Linked DNA regions of Mus musculus: region 1 is linked to region 2. Evidence: chromatin loops called from intact Hi-C (ENCODE). Cell type or tissue: heart. All regions are shown on one strand. Links, peaks and the distances in the headings refer to the core of each region. The heading gives the core; the rest is flanking DNA.

Region 1 (2,910 bases), core at 97-2,596, 180 kb before region 2:
GGACTCATCCCTGTGCCTTTTCCCTTAGGTCTCATCCTGAAGTTCTGGGTTGGGCCCAAGAGACCTGCATTTACAGACATTCTCTGGAACAGAGGTGGCGGGAATCCACTGGGACTCATGATCATTAGTGGCTTTCCCTACATCAGGGCTAGCAGCAGTTCAAGAGGTCCAAGTGGCTTTCATGACCACAGCCCCAGAATGTGTGTGCTGTCAACCTCTGATGCTAATTGTTGGATTGTAGCCCCCTAGATTCGTATTTGAGTCTAATACCCTGGATCTTTGAATGTTATATTAGTGAACGTGTGTCCTTATCCATATAACTTAGATGAGGTCACTTTGATATATGTGGGGATGCTGATCCAAAATGATTGGTGATCTAATAAAGGGTTCTAGGAGCCCATTGCAGCTAAGGATGAGGCCCAGGCTGGGTTTTTCTCTTTCATCACTGAGAAGGAACCCACTCCTTCATCCACTTAGCAACAATTGATTTTCATCTTCTAGCCAGAATTCAGAGAGAAACTCCCGTTGCTTAAACCACCCTTTTCCTGAGGATTGTTACAGAAGCCCCAGGAAACACATAGTACCTTAAAGAGAAACTCTAATACCAGGCAGGCCCTACCGGATATGATGGCTAGAACTGACTCTCACCCCAAGACTTGAATGTTTGTTCACTCAACATAGAGGGGTTTAAATGAAGCCTTGAACCTGGCAGCAGCTTGGTAGGGGTGCCAGCCTGGTGCATGCACAGGCTGGAGGCAGGCCAAAAAGGCAGATGCCTCTGGGAGGTATTGTAGAGAGTAGGGGGAGTGGCTGGGCAAATAGAGGGATGGTGGTAAAACCATCCAGGTGAGCCTGGCATTTCCAGGTCTGAAAGTACAGAAGAAAAAAAAATCTGGTGGAAGGAACAATCGGGTCAATTGACAGTTGAAACCATGGGTGTGGCTGACCTTTCAGAGGGACGCCAGGTGCAGGTGCAAGATGCCAGTACAGCTATAGCTGCAGACAGGCCAAGGAGAGGGCCTCAGAGGGAAGGTGGGAAGGCGGCAGGGCTGTAGACCCCAGTCTGGGTCAAGTCCTTCTTTCAGCTTGAGGAGAACCATATCAATGGGAAGCAGAGTAGAATGGCTATCATTCACGGACTGACCTTGTCCGCTCAGACGCGGGCAGCAGGTGGCACTAGTGGGCTGCTCTCAACCTTCACAGCTGCCGCCCCAGGTTGGAGCCGAGAGGTGAGTGATAGGTCTCACTCGGTGCATAACACAATCCTATTCACTCCGGTTGTGCCAGGAGAGACTCGGGCAACCATTTGACTACCCAGTGTAAAGATCTCGAGCTGCGTTAGGTACAGATCTCAGAGTGAGCAGATGCCCAGGCACTATTGCTCCTCTGTCTCTGGGCTGCTGGTGAAGCTCCCCTGCAGCGCTTAAAAGGAGGGCGCTGTGGAGAATGGGAGGCACTCGCCTTACCCAGACTAGAATTCTAGCCCCAGAGTACTCGCTGTGCTCTCTGCTGTGCACCAGCCAATTACCCCTGATGTTCATCAAGATTTTGCCCACTCCCACTAGTACAGCAGCGCGCACCTGACCCCTAGCACTGTCCATACCAGGATGCAGAAGCTGGGGAGGGGCACTGCCACAAGCCAGGGGCCAAGGGAAGGGTGGAGCCCAATCGTCCCCTCCTCTTCCCACTTCGTCCAACCAACCAAAATCCTGTGATTCAGGATAGCGGGGGGGGGGGGGGGGTGGCGGGGGGGGGGGGACGACGACGTCGACTTATGTCTTACCAGCCCCAGCTTTTTGGCCTGGGCCTAGGTGTACAATGGTTAGGGTGGACAAGAGGAGTTGGGGAGTCTGTGCAAGGAGGGCTGGCACCTGGACCCTAAAGTTTTTGCCAGGCTTCCCATTAGATGTAGTGTTTCCTTGGACATGTGAGCTGTCTCACCCAGACACCTGTCTCAGAAGGCTCTGAGGGAGAAGAGCAAGGCATTCAGGGAGAACCATTTACTGGCCAGACTCAGGGCAAGTGGAGTGTTATCCATCTGGGCCTTTCTGGGTGTGTCTATGAAGTGTAGGAGGAGTCCAATTCAATGACCTGACTAGAAAAGGACAGAAAGGTAGGTGTCTCAGTCAGGGTTTCTATTCCTGCACAAACATCATGACCAAGAAGCAAGTTGGGGAGGAAAGGGTTTATTCAGCTTACACTTCCATGCTGCTGTTCATCACCAAAGGAAGTCAGGACTGGAACTCAAGCAGGTCAGGGAGCAGGAGCTGATGCAGAGGCCATGGAGGGATGTTCTTTACTGGCTTGCCTCCCCTGGCTTGCTCAGCCTGCTCTCTTATAGAACCCAAGACTACCAGCCCAGAAATGGACCCACCCACAAGGGGCCTTTCCCCCTTGATCACTAATTGAGAAAATGCCTTACAGTTGGATCTCATGGAGACATTTCCTCAACTGAAGCTCCTTTCTCTGTGATAGCCCCAGCTGTGTCAAGTTGACACAAAACTAGCCAGTACAATTGACCCCTTGTCAACTTGACACACAAACACATCACTAGTAAGCCTCAACCCTTACATTCTTATTCATCCCCAAGATCTAAATAACTTTAAAAGTCCCACAGTCTTTACATATTCTTAAAATTTCAGTCTCTTTAAAATATCCATCTCTTTTAAAATCCAAAGTCTTTTTACAATTAAAAGTCTCTTAACTGTGGGCTCCACTAAAACAGTTTCTTCCTTCAAGAGGGAAAATATCAGGGCACAGCCACAATCAAAAGCAAAAGTCAATCTCCAACCGTCCAATGTCTGGGATCCAACTTACGATCTTCTGGGCTCCTCCAAGGGCTTGGGTCACTTCTCCAGCCATGCCCTTTGTAGCACACGTGTCATCCTCTAGGCTCCAGATGCCTGTACT
Region 2 (2,910 bases), core at 115-2,614:
AACAAAACAAAACAAAAAAAAACCTATGGGTTCTCGTATACAGCCTTATCTTCAAGAACAGTAAATGGAGTGCCAGCTCGTGATTTCAATTCTGGGTGGAACGGTTTGGCTCTGCTGCTTCCAAATGGAGTCTGAGGCTGAGAAAGCATCACAGGACTTGGACCAGATAACCAGCAAGCATCTTAGAGAAACTAACGAGTCTGTAACAGTTAATTGAGTGTACACTTTGAAAAAAACCATGCTGACTAAACTATAAGGTAAAGGTTATATTACACATTTTTTTTAACTCTCAACAGAGATTTGTAGAGATTTTTTTTTCCAAAAGAAATGCTTCCTACCCAGCATCCCACGCAGCACTGGGATTAGAAGCATGCCCCACCAGTCCTGGCTGTTTTGCTTGTTTGTTTGTTTGTTTGTTTGTTTGTTTTTTGTCTTTTTAAACAGCCTGTTCATTCTGTATCATGGAGCATCTTAGAATTTGCTACATAGACTTGGCAGCCTTCCAGCTCACAGAGCTCTGCCTACCTCAGTCTCAAGTGCTAGGGTGGCTAAGCCTTTTGCCACCGTGCTTGGCACCCCTGGCATTTCACTTAGGTTCTGTAGTGAAAATTAGGTCCTCTTGCTTACCAGGCAAACATGTTCCCAAAAGAGCAGTCCCCTTAGTTTCCCTTCTGTTCCTTTCTGTTCCCTTCCTTCCCTTTCCTTCCCCCTTGCTCCTTTCCCCTCTCTTACCCTTCCTTTACTTCTCTTCTCTCTCCCACCTCCCCTCCCATCCCTATGCCACCCTCTTCTCTCTCCCTCCTCTCCACTGCACTCCCCTCCATCCTCTCTCATCCCCTTCCCTCCCCTCCCCTCCCCTCCCCTCCTCTCCCCTCCCCTCCCATCCCATCCCATCCCATCCCCTCCCCTCTCTTCCCCTTCCCTTTCCCTTCCCTTCCCTGGGCTTCCCTTTCCTTTAATCCCTACATTAACCAAACACACTGTACAGAAAATTACACTCTTCTTAGAGTTACTACTTAGCTTAGATAAGCTTGGATGCTCCTAGATTGTGCTTCCTGCTGGTCAAGGCTGTCTTTGGCATTTTGGCATCTGCATTCAGATGTAGCTGCTTATCCTCAGACAGAATATAAGAGAAGTGAAACAGCACAGAGAACCTTCAGCTGGAGGAACCTCTCACACCGCCACCGTGTGGCTTTCAGAGGAAAAGCATGGAGCTGCTTCCCCTTGCTCTGACCCTGGGCAGGAATCTAGACATATTTACACAAAATTGTATTAAGCTTCAGTAGGGAGCTCAGGTACTACATATGTCTACAACTGGATAATAACCCAACAGGCCTAGAATGTGCCTTATAGACAGAAATGCTCACTATGTGGAGAGGAACTGAGCTCTGGGATCAAGTCTTCTGACAGTGTTTCAGTTCATGCTGAATGTTAGTGCAATGCATTGAGCAGACTGGATGGAGCCCAGCAGACATTAGAGCTGAGCCAGGATCCAGAACTGCAGAATCAGTACCTAGGTCAGACTTGTAAAGGCCATGACCACAGTGCCTGGTCTCTGCTTCAGCAAGAAAGAAACCTCTGGGAGGCAGTGTTCATCCAGGCATGCTGGAGTACACCTGTAATCCCAGCACTGGATAGGCTGACACAGGGGAGAAAGCTACAGATTCCAGGCCACACTGAGCTACATGGTGGTTGTAGGGAAGGTCACAGTTTTCCTTTCTAAACAAAAGAGCCTGCCAAGATGGCTCAGTGGGTGAATGTGCTTGAACTGAACTGGAGGTTGAGCTCCTGAATTGAAGATGAAAGGAGACAAGCATTTCTTGAATCATGTATGTATGTATATGTATATGTATATGTATATGTATATGTGTATGCATGTATGTATACATGTCAATATCACCAAATAATAATAAATTCAATTGCTTAAAGAAAAATAATCTTTCTTTCCTATATAGGTGCCAAATTCAAAGATTGGACCTTAGCTCTCCTAAACTCTACCCCTGAGTTCTGGGCTCCCTTTCCCAAGTGGATCATGTGTTCCCAGTCCTCAGAGTGACAAGAGTTTCACTGCCATGCCTACAAGGTCCTGAGGAGCAGGACCAGGTCTTTAGGTTTTGTGCTTTCTTTTGCTTAGGACACAGGATTCTCATGAAGGATAGTCTTCATGGCCGATAGCCCAGGGTCCTGTGAGGGTTTTAGAGGACATGCTGGGTGCACAGTCCTCCTCTGCTCTTGACAGGTCAGTTCTGTGTCCCTTACAGACAGCTCCATGTCAGAAAAGAAGTATGGCTGCAACCTGATAGAAGCTCAATGAAAATGACCCATGAGAAGGTCTTGGTGAGGGTGGACATGTGTGAGCTCTGAGATCTGCAGGTCACTCACAAAACAAGTAAGAAAACCAGAGCCTTGCAAAGGGAGTCATCAGAGGGCTGGGTCTGACACAGCCTGGAGCCATCACAGCTTCAGGGCCTCTATTGGCCTGGCAGTCCAGTGTCCCTCTGAACAAATCTAGTAAGCCTTGAATAGAGAGGAATCCCAAGAGAGGGAGAAGACAGGGAGAAGGAGATGTGAGGCAGGAGACCTTAGCTGCCCCAGCACCACCATCAGGATGGTAGAGTCCCACACAGACCTGCAGAAAAATGAGGAAACCAGGGAGTGAGAGCGAGGGACAGGGAGGGGTGAATGAATGAGGTATGCTTGCATTGGTCCATGGGATGTGTTTATTAGTTTGTGATTTTCAACTTAAAATAAAGCAGGGATTGCTATTCCTTGGCTTACAAGTCCAAGTAAGTCTGAATGCTCACCTTATTGCACGAGGTGGGTGGGCTATGGTGAGGGCACTAGAGGTACATGACTGCAGAGAATTTGTTTGCACACAGTGGATGAGCAGATGGCCTCTTCATGGCACTA

Evidence for each region. Peaks named below come from ENCODE experiments on the same cell type or tissue, not always from the same donor. Only the 100,000 strongest peaks of a DNase experiment are listed, where the experiment ranks them.
Region 1: a loop joins it to region 2, with 5 times the contacts of the local background. A loop is called at or near these places in 2 of 42 quality-filtered maps.

Annotation. Positions count from the first base shown.
Region 1 is chr7:142,069,884-142,072,793 of GRCm38, forward strand. No RefSeq gene overlaps it. Among named protein-coding and RNA genes, the nearest start is that of Gm25416, 7.1 kb to the right of the region's middle. In heart, for the core only: a CTCF peak has its summit at 1,169 (motif pointing right); a DNase peak (open chromatin) is centred at 1,248; H3K4me3 peaks cover 296 bases; H3K27me3 peaks cover 1,398 bases.
Region 2 is chr7:142,254,563-142,257,472 of GRCm38, forward strand. Gm46022 reads right to left here and starts at 722. Exons shown (of 4, transcript XR_001778358.1): 1 at 1-722. In heart, for the core only: a CTCF peak has its summit at 1,192 (motif pointing left); no DNase peak of the experiment used is centred there.